3 separate regions of the Homo sapiens genome follow, and all the other regions are linked to region 1. A link is a loop called in an ENCODE intact Hi-C map of the cell type or tissue named here. Cell type or tissue: natural killer cell. All regions are shown on one strand. Region 1 has its middle 130 kb from the start of LINC02242. Region 2 overlaps MAST4 (microtubule associated serine/threonine kinase family member 4). Region 3 overlaps PIK3R1 (phosphoinositide-3-kinase regulatory subunit 1).

The links. Peaks named below come from ENCODE experiments on the same cell type or tissue, not always from the same donor. Only the 100,000 strongest peaks of a DNase experiment are listed, where the experiment ranks them.
Region 2: a loop joins it to region 1, with 6 times the contacts of the local background. A loop is called at or near these places in 2 of 110 quality-filtered maps.
Region 3: it touches region 1 in a loop (5-fold over the local background); 2 of 110 quality-filtered maps call a loop at or near these places.

The regions. Positions count from the first base shown.
Region 1 is chr5:67,513,614-67,517,613 of GRCh38, forward strand. No RefSeq gene overlaps it. Among named protein-coding and RNA genes, the nearest start is that of LINC02242, 130 kb to the right of the region's middle. In natural killer cell, no CTCF peak of the experiment used is centred here; DNase peaks (open chromatin) are centred at 1,588 and 2,328; H3K4me3 peaks cover 646 bases; H3K27ac peaks cover 2,060 bases.
Region 2 is chr5:67,164,243-67,168,242 of GRCh38, forward strand. It overlaps MAST4 (microtubule associated serine/threonine kinase family member 4), which reads left to right. Exons shown (of 29, transcript NM_001164664.2): 29 at 1-4,000. The coding sequence ends at 2,809. Among named protein-coding and RNA genes, the nearest start is that of CD180, 31 kb to the right of the region's middle. RefSeq lists a silencer at 2,069-2,118 and an enhancer at 2,559-3,064. In natural killer cell, CTCF peaks have their summits at 2,057 (motif pointing right) and 2,257; DNase peaks (open chromatin) are centred at 1,779, 2,069 and 2,519; H3K4me3 peaks cover 3,640 bases; H3K27ac peaks cover 3,843 bases.
Region 3 is chr5:68,238,141-68,242,140 of GRCh38, forward strand. The region is part of intron 2 of PIK3R1 (phosphoinositide-3-kinase regulatory subunit 1); the gene reads left to right. Among named protein-coding and RNA genes, the nearest start is that of PIK3R1, 24 kb to the left of the region's middle. In natural killer cell, no CTCF peak of the experiment used is centred here; DNase peaks (open chromatin) are centred at 1,621 and 3,568; H3K27ac peaks cover 2,353 bases.

The DNA of each region.
Region 1 (4,000 bases):
GCACGTTGAAAAATACAGAGCCTGTGGCAGAAGTGGCTCCAAAAGGCTGCAGCAAAGAGCAAACATCTGGAAAGCTGATAAAAGCAGTAGCCAGGTGATCAGAGCTAGAGCATGACAACTCCCTTGATGCTTCCTGTTCCCCAGCCTTTAAAATCTTTGAAATGAACTTGCTTTATAACCACTGATGGAAGTATGGTGGTGGGAAATAAAGGAAGTATTTGGAATGAAGAAGTTTGACAACTGTTCTGAAGTACTGTGTGCCTCATCATTTTCAGATTCAATTTCTTTTTTCGTTGAATGAGGCACAGTCATAACAATTCCATTACTCCGGACATTTACAGTTCATTCCCAGATAATATGATAAGGATTATCCTCCTGCTGCCCTGCATCCCCGCTCCACTGCTTTTGAACTCTTGACAATAGCATTGTCAGGAGACCAAAGGCATATCATTAATTACCCTTAAATTTCTTGGAAGTACTCATTTGAGGGAAAGCCCTAAAGGATCTTTCAGCTATTTGTTTTTGGACACAATAAATAATGGAGAAGAATAAAATCAAGAATAGGACCTGTTTTACTTTTCCAGATCCCCTTGGCTCAAGTGTAAAAGAAACCACAGACGGAAGCCCACAGATGGAGGCTCCTGATCATACAGCTGCGTCTTTGTTGGTACAGAAAACCAATTGTGGGTAGGAGCCATGGAGGAAGAGACAATATTAGAATGCAATGGCATTTTAATTATACTTACCATAATTCTAATGTTCTCTTCTGTGGTGAAGTGTTTGGGGAGTTGTCTTGAAACTAGAATCCAATCCTGCAAACTTCAATCCATTAGAGCGGTGCTGTTTGGAAATATACAGAGAAGCAAGTTTGAAAGATTTTCCAATAATCTCGCTTTGTAGTGTTTAGACTTCCTCTGATGACTGGAGAGGAGAAGGAAGAGAGAAAGCCAGGAGATTAAGTGGCCCATTTCTGTTCCTTAGGGATGTCCACTGGAGAACAAGCTTAACTCCTTGAACTATTTAAACTGCCTCTGAACATTCTTACAGAAGCCTGGTATACTGGACATGAATCCTATTTTCCCGAAAGAGGTAATATAGCTCTAAGCTAGTGGTACCATTCCTATTTTCCAGGACTGGAAACTTCAGAGCCAATTAAGTAGGCTACCTACTAAGAGTCATACTGAATTTCATTTCATAGGTATTTATGAGCCTACTATGTTCCAGGCACAGGGGTGAGTGAAAGAGATGCTGGTCTTGCCCTCCTGGAGCTTGTTGTCTAGTAGGAAAAACATATATTAAGCTAATGAATTAATTACATGGCAACACTTGTGATAAATGCAAAGTAAAGAGGGATATGAGAGCACGTAAGAGTGGGACTAGAAATGGATGAAGGGGTCATCGGAGGCTATCCTGGCTAACATAAGCCTTTTGTACTGAACAGATTACACAGTTTAAAAGAGAGGGAAGCAAGCTTCAAGTAGAGGTAACAGGATGTGTGAAGACTCAGTGGCTGAAAAGAGTGTGATTTAAACCACAATCTTCAAAGTGTGAAGGAAGCAGACTCATTTTACGTGGCTGAAACAGGAGAAAGAGAGAGATGGGGGGAGGTGCCACACGGTTTTAAACAACCAAATCTCATGAGCAGTCACTATCATGAGAGCCACGCTGAGGGGGAAATAAGGCAGGGAAGACTGGGGTGACTGGAGTACAGAGAGCTAGCACATGAGGCCAGGAAGGGGTGGAGATTAAACTGGAGAGCCCTGTGATAAGGTCTGGGTCTGTGTGCACCCAGCCCAAATCTCATGTCAAATTGTAATCCCTAGTGTTGGAGGTGGGGCCTGGTGGGAGGTGATTGGATCATGGGGGTGGATTTCCCCCTCAGTGTGGCTCTCATGATAGTGAGCGCTCATGAGATTTGGTTGTTTAAAACTGTGTAGCACCTCCGCCATCTCTCTCTTCCTCCTGCTCCAGCCACAAAAGATGAGTCTGTTTCCTTCACCTTCCGGCATGATTGTAAGTTTCCTGAGGCCTCCCAAGTCATGCTTCCTATAGAGCCTGTGGAACCATGAACGAATGAAACCTCTTTTCTTTATAAATTACCAGTCTCAGGTATTTCTTTACAGCACTGCAAGAATGAACTAATACACCCTGTAAGCCGTACTAATGATATTTCACTTTATTCTAAGATTCTAAGATGGGAAACCAACAACTTTAAATGCTCTGACCTGAGCATTTTTGAAAGGTCTATTTGGTGATTGTGTATAGGTTGATTTGGAAGGTGGCAGGTGTGGAAGGAGTTTTAGTTAAGAGGTGTTTGTGGCAGTGGTGATGGAGAGAATCTCACACATTCAAGAGAGGTTTAAGAATGATGTTAGCAAGGTTTGGTGACCGATTTGATATGATCTATGAAAAAGGAAGTGGTGGCAGGGCACAGTGGCTCATGACTGCAATCCCAGCACTTTGGGAGGCCAAGGCAGGTGGATCACCTGAGGTCAGAAGTTGGAGACCAGCCTGGCCAACATGATGAAACTTCATCTCTACTAAAAATATAAAAATTAGCCAGGTGTGGTGGTGCATGCCTGTAATCCCAGCTACTCAGGAGGCTGAGGCAGGAGAATTGCTTGAACCAGGGAGGTGGAGTTTGCAGTGAGCAGTGAGCCGAGAGATCAGGCCACTGCACTCTAGCTTGGGTGACAGAGTAAGACTCCCTCTCAAAAAAAAAAAAAAAAAAAGAAAGAAAAGAAAAAGGAAATGGTTCAGGGTGACCCTAAGTTTTCTTAATAAATGAGTAGATATTTGGTTGTACATTTGCTGACATTAAGACTCAAGAGAAGGACCAAGTATGGAGAATGAGTGCTGGGAAGAAAAACTGTGAGTTTGAATTTGGGCAGTAGAACTTAGGGTGCTTCCAAAAGACCAGGGCCACTGAAGGGTGATAAACCTGAGCTTGGGATCCCCATTCTGCTGTTTACTATCCATGACAACTTAGGCAAGTTTCAAAATAACCTTATACATCAATTTCCCGATCTGTAAAATGGGAATAAGAATAACAGTACCTTCACTGAGTTGTGAAGAACAAGTGAGAATACATACCAGACTGGTAACTATCCATGGGGCCAGGAGTGGGATGAGGTGGTCTAGGAAGGGGAACATTGGGTAAATTGAGATGGCTCTTCCTCTTTGTTATTAGTTAAATTTATATAAGAATCTATGTTATTACATATACACTTAGAAATGAATACAATAATATATGAAAAGAATATAAAAGGCTATATAAAAATATCCATGTATAGCACTCAGCCTGGCACTTGGAGAACAGTCAATAAATGTGATCTCTGTGTAGATAAAAGGGACCTGGAGTTCAGAGAGAGCGCTGGTCTAGAGGTGTGCATTTAGTAGTTCTTGCCATTCTAATGATAACAAGAGCTGTGGGAGTTGATGAAATCATCTCAAGAGAGAACATTGGGTTAAAGGGGGACAAGGGTTGAATGTTGAGGAATTTCAACTATTAAAGATCAAGTGGAGAGGAATGAATCAGCAAAGGAATCTTAGAAGGGGCAGCCAGCAAGGCAGGAGGAAATCTCTGTCCATGTACTCAAGGTACACTTACATTCAGAAGAGGTCAATGGTATGGCATGCTGTCACAAGCTCTAATAAGTGGAAACCTGCGAAGTGTGCTTTGGATAAGCAGACTCTTTGGATAATCAGGCAACAAGCTTTTGTTTCAGTTGTCTGGTTCTTTATTTTAAATCAAATCTTGGCTTCTGTCCTGGAAACGGGGCCAGTCAGCTGGTGTAGGCTGAATTCATATTTCTTACAGATTCTCTGTCTATAGGGAGGGGTGCTTAAAAGTGAGTTTGCCGATGTCGAAGAGGAAAACAAAATGGTACAAAGAAAAGGAATCTCAGTCCAGGCACAGTGGCTTACGCCTGTAATCCCAGCACTTTGGGAGGCTGAAGCGGGAGGATCACTTGCGGTGAGGAGTTCAAGACCAGCCTGG
Region 2 (4,000 bases), 350 kb before region 1:
CCTCCGAAAGAAAATGTCACTTGAGGACAAAGAGGACAACCTCTGCCCTGTGCTGAAGCCCAAGATGACAGCTGGCTCCCACGAATGCCTGCCAGGGAACCCAGTCCGACCCACGGGTGGGCAGCAGGAGCCCCCGCCGGCTTCTGAGAGCCGAGCTTTTGTCAGCAGCACCCATGCAGCTCAGATGAGTGCCGTCTCTTTTGTTCCCCTCAAGGCCTTAACAGGCCGGGTGGACAGTGGAACGGAGAAGCCTGGCTTGGTTGCTCCTGAGTCCCCTGTTAGGAAGAGCCCCTCCGAGTATAAGCTGGAAGGTAGGTCTGTCTCATGCCTGAAGCCGATCGAGGGCACTCTGGACATTGCTCTCCTGTCCGGACCTCAGGCCTCCAAGACAGAACTGCCTTCCCCAGAGTCTGCACAGAGCCCCAGCCCAAGTGGTGACGTGAGGGCCTCTGTGCCACCAGTTCTCCCCAGCAGCAGTGGGAAAAAGAACGATACCACCAGTGCAAGAGAGCTTTCTCCTTCCAGCTTAAAGATGAATAAATCCTACCTGCTGGAGCCTTGGTTCCTGCCCCCCAGCCGAGGTCTCCAGAATTCACCAGCAGTTTCCCTGCCTGACCCAGAGTTCAAGAGGGACAGGAAAGGTCCCCATCCTACTGCCAGGAGCCCTGGAACAGTCATGGAAAGCAATCCCCAACAGAGAGAGGGCAGCTCCCCTAAACACCAAGACCACACCACTGACCCCAAGCTTCTGACCTGCCTGGGGCAGAACCTCCACAGCCCTGACCTGGCCAGGCCACGCTGCCCGCTCCCACCTGAAGCTTCCCCCTCAAGGGAGAAGCCAGGCCTGAGGGAATCGTCTGAAAGAGGCCCTCCCACAGCCAGAAGCGAGCGCTCTGCTGCGAGGGCTGACACATGCAGAGAGCCCTCCATGGAACTGTGCTTTCCAGAAACTGCGAAAACCAGTGACAACTCCAAAAATCTCCTCTCTGTGGGAAGGACCCACCCAGATTTCTATACACAGACCCAGGCCATGGAGAAAGCATGGGCGCCGGGTGGGAAAACGAACCACAAAGATGGCCCAGGTGAGGCGAGGCCCCCGCCCAGAGACAACTCCTCTCTGCACTCAGCTGGAATTCCCTGTGAGAAGGAGCTGGGCAAGGTGAGGCGTGGCGTGGAACCCAAGCCCGAAGCGCTTCTTGCCAGGCGGTCTCTGCAGCCACCTGGAATTGAGAGTGAGAAGAGTGAAAAGCTCTCCAGTTTCCCATCTTTGCAGAAAGATGGTGCCAAGGAACCTGAAAGGAAGGAGCAGCCTCTACAAAGGCATCCCAGCAGCATCCCTCCGCCCCCTCTGACGGCCAAAGACCTGTCCAGCCCGGCTGCCAGGCAGCATTGCAGTTCCCCAAGCCACGCTTCTGGCAGAGAGCCGGGGGCCAAGCCCAGCACTGCAGAGCCCAGCTCGAGCCCCCAGGACCCTCCCAAGCCTGTTGCTGCGCACAGTGAAAGCAGCAGCCACAAGCCCCGGCCTGGCCCTGACCCGGGCCCTCCAAAGACTAAGCACCCCGACCGGTCCCTCTCCTCTCAGAAACCAAGTGTCGGGGCCACAAAGGGCAAAGAGCCTGCCACTCAGTCCCTCGGTGGCTCTAGCAGAGAGGGGAAGGGCCACAGTAAGAGTGGGCCGGATGTGTTTCCTGCTACCCCAGGCTCCCAGAACAAAGCCAGCGATGGGATTGGCCAGGGAGAAGGTGGGCCCTCTGTCCCACTGCACACTGACAGGGCTCCTCTAGACGCCAAGCCACAACCCACCAGTGGTGGGCGGCCCCTGGAGGTGCTGGAGAAGCCTGTGCATTTGCCAAGGCCGGGACACCCAGGGCCTAGTGAGCCAGCGGACCAGAAACTGTCCGCTGTTGGTGAAAAGCAAACCCTGTCTCCAAAGCACCCCAAACCATCCACTGTGAAAGATTGCCCCACCCTGTGCAAACAGACAGACAACAGACAGACAGACAAAAGCCCGAGTCAGCCGGCCGCCAACACCGACAGAAGGGCGGAAGGGAAGAAATGCACTGAAGCACTTTATGCTCCAGCAGAGGGCGACAAGCTCGAGGCCGGCCTTTCCTTTGTGCATAGCGAGAACCGGTTGAAAGGCGCGGAGCGGCCAGCCGCGGGGGTGGGGAAGGGCTTCCCTGAGGCCAGAGGGAAAGGGCCCGGTCCCCAGAAGCCACCGACGGAGGCAGACAAGCCCAATGGCATGAAACGGTCCCCCTCAGCCACTGGGCAGAGTTCTTTCCGATCCACGGCCCTCCCGGAAAAGTCTCTGAGCTGCTCCTCCAGCTTCCCTGAAACCAGGGCCGGAGTTAGAGAGGCCTCTGCAGCCAGCAGCGACACCTCTTCTGCCAAGGCCGCCGGGGGCATGCTGGAGCTTCCAGCCCCCAGCAACAGGGACCATAGGAAGGCTCAGCCTGCCGGGGAGGGCCGAACCCACATGACAAAGAGTGACTCCCTGCCCTCCTTCCGGGTCTCCACCCTGCCTCTGGAGTCACACCACCCCGACCCAAACACCATGGGCGGGGCCAGCCACCGGGACAGGGCTCTCTCGGTGACTGCCACCGTAGGGGAAACCAAAGGGAAGGACCCTGCCCCAGCCCAGCCTCCCCCAGCTAGGAAACAGAACGTGGGCAGAGACGTGACCAAGCCATCCCCAGCCCCAAACACTGACCGCCCCATCTCTCTTTCTAATGAGAAGGACTTTGTGGTACGGCAGAGGCGGGGGAAAGAGAGTTTGCGTAGCAGCCCTCACAAAAAGGCCTTGTAACGGGGAGGGCCCAGGGGCAGGACTGTGGAGACCCGTCCTGAACGGGCGACTGTGTCTTGACTACCTTTCAAAACCAGCACTGTGTGGGAATGTCCGCCAGGCAGAGCTCGGAGCCTCATTGAGACAGGGGAGAGAGAAAGACAAAGAGGGGACCTTCTTCCAGATGCCTTCCCAGTTGTAACCGGTAAAACTGTTACCAGATAGTGTTTGTACAAAAAAAAAAAAAAAAAAAAAAAAAAAAATTACCTTTACAGTTGAGGGTTGTTGAGGAAAATGATTTTCTTTGTAAATATATAGCATCGTGTTTGGTTTGGGATGTAGAGTCTATACCTGGCTGCTGATTGCGTCGTTTACTACAGCTTTTTTTAAATAAGATTTTTGCTTTACCATTTATCATAATGTAGTAATGAAGCAAAATGGTCAAAACTGGGTGTGTGTGAACAGAGATACACCCATATTCGTGTATATACACATCCACCTACATGTTTTGGTCTGTGGTTTAAGAGACTATTTCAAGGTTCCATTTTTATAAGCTAAAACATTCTAAGTTAAGATGGAAGAAAGCCCTAAACACAGTAGATTCTGAGTTTTTATGTGTATTTTAACCAGAGTTTCTGATAGTACTGTATCTGGCTACCTATATTTCCAGATCTAAAGCAAGAACTACTCTAAGTACTGCATTTGGAATCCTCCTCCATTAGGAATGGCCAGGACAAGTGGAGCTAGCCATTTTCATTACACGGCCATCCCAATGGACACTGGATCCCTGGTCCAACTGTCTAAAAGGCCAGTTGTTCCTTTCTGTGGATGTGGATGTCTGGCCTTCACCTGAGGTAGAGCGGGGACTATAAACACACATCAACTTTCTTTCTGTTTGCTTTCTTTTCCTTCTTTTCAAACTCTTAAACTCAGGCCTTTATGCTGTGAGTGACTAGTCCAAGAAGCACACATTTTGTAGTAGTCCTGCACCAGCCCTGCTCTTGAATAAAAAGGAAAATTACTGGCTGCACCCAAATCTTCTAGTACTTGAGTAATAAGCATCAGGCATTGGAAGAGGTTTTAAATTTGCTTTTTTGAGGAAAAGAACTGGGGGTGGATTTTGGCATCGTAGCATATCGATTAAAGAATAATCAGGACATCAGATACATTTTAATACATAGCTGGGGCCTTATGTTGTAGATGAAGCTTGCT
Region 3 (4,000 bases), 720 kb after region 1:
GAAAGTCAGGCGGTGAACGCAGGAGATTTTTCTCTCAGGCTAACCAAAACCATGTTGAAATGAAAACCACCTTGGAACTGGCCTTTTCATCTCAGACTGCCAAATAACTAGCACCCAAGTGGATCCCTTAGCTCAGAGCAGTCACCAGGCATGGGTAGGTCTTTCCTTGTTTAGTGATAAACAGGAAAAACCTAACCGAGCCTACTGAACCATGTCCATCTATAAAAGAAAAAGGGAGATCATACTGGAGATTTGAAAGAAGAGTAGACCTCCAGAACTGATTGATTATAATTTATTTCTGTTATAGTATTTCCACTTAGTATTATGATTTATTTCTGTCCCTCATGAAAGGGACAGAAAGTAGTCAGGCGGTTATGAGATGAAAAGACAGTAAGATGGGATGAAATCGGAGTGAAACAATAAAAAAAAGACTAAGTTAAAAATGTAATAGCATATTAAAATTCATGTGTAAGGGGGTAATGAGCTGAAAATAAAGTCTGTGTTTTGAAGGAGAAACAAGATAAAGCTCTTTGGAATCCAAAGGATAAAAACATAAAATGAGGGAGAAGATATATAGAGAGAATATCTAACAGGAGAATTACAAGTGTTGATAAACAGGGAACCAAGTGAAATAGAACAACATCATTATAAGAAGTTTTCATGCACGTGTGCAGATTTGAAAGTGTTGCCGTATTTTTCATGTGAAATCAATGAAAAATATGTTTGGGCATTTCTATTTAAGAATAATGTTAAAGTACCTTGCCAAAATATCTGGCAAGATATTAGCTACCAGGGAACAAAGTTGTTTTTCTTCTCCTTTCTAGCAATAAATGCCAAAAAAAAAAAAAAATAGTGCATTGATTTTAGTAGAGTTTTGAGGAGAAAAGATGGTGACTTAAGAACTTACTGAGCTTCCTCCTTATATGTTATGTGGAAAGGCAATTGAGAGGCATTCGTTGATAAGCAGGAGCTCAGGAAAGATACACTAAACCTCTTGTTCACGTGGGAGTACCTAAAGGTTGCCTTTTTATTGTTAAGCTTTATAATTTAAAAAGGTGTAAATTTAAACTTAATTCATTTTGGTTAACTTCAGTAATTATCAAAATAATAAAACTATAAAGTATGTATCTTCTAAACACCTAGAAATATATATTCCAAAAGATAGGCAACAAAGAAAGAATAAAAATAATACAGGGAAAATGTTTACTATATATGACTACTTTAAAGAAATACAGACATTAACATATGTATGTACGTATATACACATACATATATACATATAAAATTGACCATATACATATATTTGTGTGTTCAACACACGCATTATTTTTCAGGTACTGCACTAACCTTTTATTCCATTGACTTGTTACTTTTCCTAAGAACTCTGTGACACTGGCCTTATTATACCTGTTTTAAAGATAAACAAGTTTAGTTAGAGATGGCCCAAGGTCACACAGCTAGTGGAGGAGCTGGGATTTGACCCCAAACAGTCTGACTGTTGACCCAATGCTCTTAAGCAACTGTGCAATACAGCGAAAGGGGCGCCGGGGGTTAATGTTCACACTGCTTGATGCTGCTGACTTCCGACCAGCCACAAGGCACCCCGGAGCCAAAGGCAGATGACTCCCTGGCTTGCCAGTGACGTGTGATGCGGTCTGATATGACAAAGTGAGTTAAACAAGCAGATTTTTCCTCTCAGGAAACAGACACAAGAACAACTGAAAAGAATAAAGCAGATGTGTGAGTTACTATTCCTTACAGCAAAAGAACCTCATCAGAACCGCAGGCTGGAAAGAGGTGATTACTTTTAAAGGGCAGTTCATTCCTCCTGCATGTTGGAAACTGTGGCTCTTAACTGGCTAAAATTTTAACTTTCAGTGTAGCCCTCACTTGGCTTGTGCTTCTTAATGTTGTAGATAACATTATAGATTTATATAATATTCAACTTTTATATATATATTACTTATATATAAATGTTTATGTATAAATATATATTTGTATATAATATGTATTCGTATATGATATGTAGTAAATGTTATATTTAAACCATCATATAGAAAAGCCATTATTGGGTACACTGTACAAATCTGCCTTTATAATTGAGTGTACTGTTCTACTAAAAGCAGCTTTAGAGAAAGGATTGAAAGCCAGCTCTTTCTACTTCACTAGCCTTCATTGTTTGGATTGGCATTATGTGTACAGTTATATTGTAACTGTCACTTGTGGTCTAATCTTCCCCTTAGGGGAAACTTGAGAAACCTGGTCAGCTTTAACATTTAGAGGAAGTTTAAACATATTGGAGCATAAAATTCACAGTTGTTTAACTGAAACTCCAGTTCTTGTCAGACCACATCTCTCCAGCCCTTCTGTGATTGGAATCATCTAACTTTGGCCCTCAATAAGGAAAACTTTGACAAGATGCAAAAAATGTTTACTCTTGTTTTCTTTGCCAGGAACCTGAGTCTGCAGCAGACTCTGAGACCTCTTTGCCTACCCCAAATAAGTGAATTGTCACTGTAACTGTTTTTTATCCCCATAACTGCTTTCGGTGAATGCCAATCTAGTTGTTACATGCCTTTAATATTTTGGGTAATTATGTTCTTTAAGAATGAAAATATTTTTTCCTTCCTTCCTTTCTTCTTTCCTTCCTGGTTTTGTTATAGTCTAGCTGTGAGACCAGTTGCCTTTCATATATTCTAGAAGAGAAGGATGAGGTGAGTTTCACAGTGATCTTTTTCCAAAATACAAAACCACTGTCACTCTCCACTTCCCAGGCAACCCCACTCATTCTATTTTCTAGTGAGGGTTTTGCTTAGATGATGACGAGTCTCTTGATTCAGTGGACTCCTAAGGGACCATCTTTCACCAGCACCAAATGCTGTTTAGTTCACATATTGAAATGTTTTAAATTATAACTTAGCAATTGTAGTTAGTAATCTTCACATTATATTGTCTCACATTTAATGTATAATTTCCTAAGAGAAGGAAATGGTCCTGGTGGGGGTCAATAGTTATAGTAACTATTAATAATACTGATGACTACTAGTTAATAGTAATTAAGGCCTCCTAAAATGAGAGGAAAAAAAATCTTTTGTTTATAAGGTTTAAAAAGAAGAGTTGATACTTAATAGTTTTAGTAAAACCCCAGTGCATGTTCGATTAATTTTGTTACTTTATTCTGGGCATGTAGTTGAATAATTACCTGCATTTTTGATTTGCTGAAAAGGTGGTGGTTACAATTTTTTTTGTTTTTTTTTTTTTTACAGTACTGTTTTTAGTTCATTACATTGAGATGCTACATTTTCCTTTTCTTAAATACATGCAAGATGAAATGTTTTACCTCTGAGATGAAAAATTTGAAATTTCTTTAATGTGACTCCTTACTAACACAATTGCAGGCAAGCATTGAACATTTGCTTTGTTCCAGGCACCATGTGCTGTGTGCTCTACCTACCTAATCTCACTTAGTCCACTTAGTGCTATTTGCAGGTTGAGGCTTAGAAAGAAAAAGAAACTTGCCCAGAGTCCAACACTAGTAGCTGGTAAAGAGCTGGTCTTTGCATGCAGCCTCTCTCACTTCAGGATGGGTGCTTCCCAGCACCACACTGTACCACCCTCAAGACGAGTTGCAGGAGGAAAGGAACCTCTAGTGGTATTAACTAAATCTTAGCAAGTAGTTGCCTGTAAATTGTAGACTTTTAAATACAATCTCACATTTCTGTGATCTTTACCCATACACCAGTTACCTTCAAACTAATTTAAGAATCTTATAGATATTAAAAATGCTTGATTGGCCAATATCTCATTTCTGTCAAAATCATGTACTAGAAGCATGTATCAAATCAGAGACTTATTTATGACAATTTGCACACACATTTGGATAAAATGCATCAACTTCTTTCAAAGTTTACTTGAAATAAAAAGGGAAGAATACGAAGTATCACAGGTTAAAGCAATGCCCTCATTCCATTTAGGCAAAAGTGTTGTGCTATTTGAATAG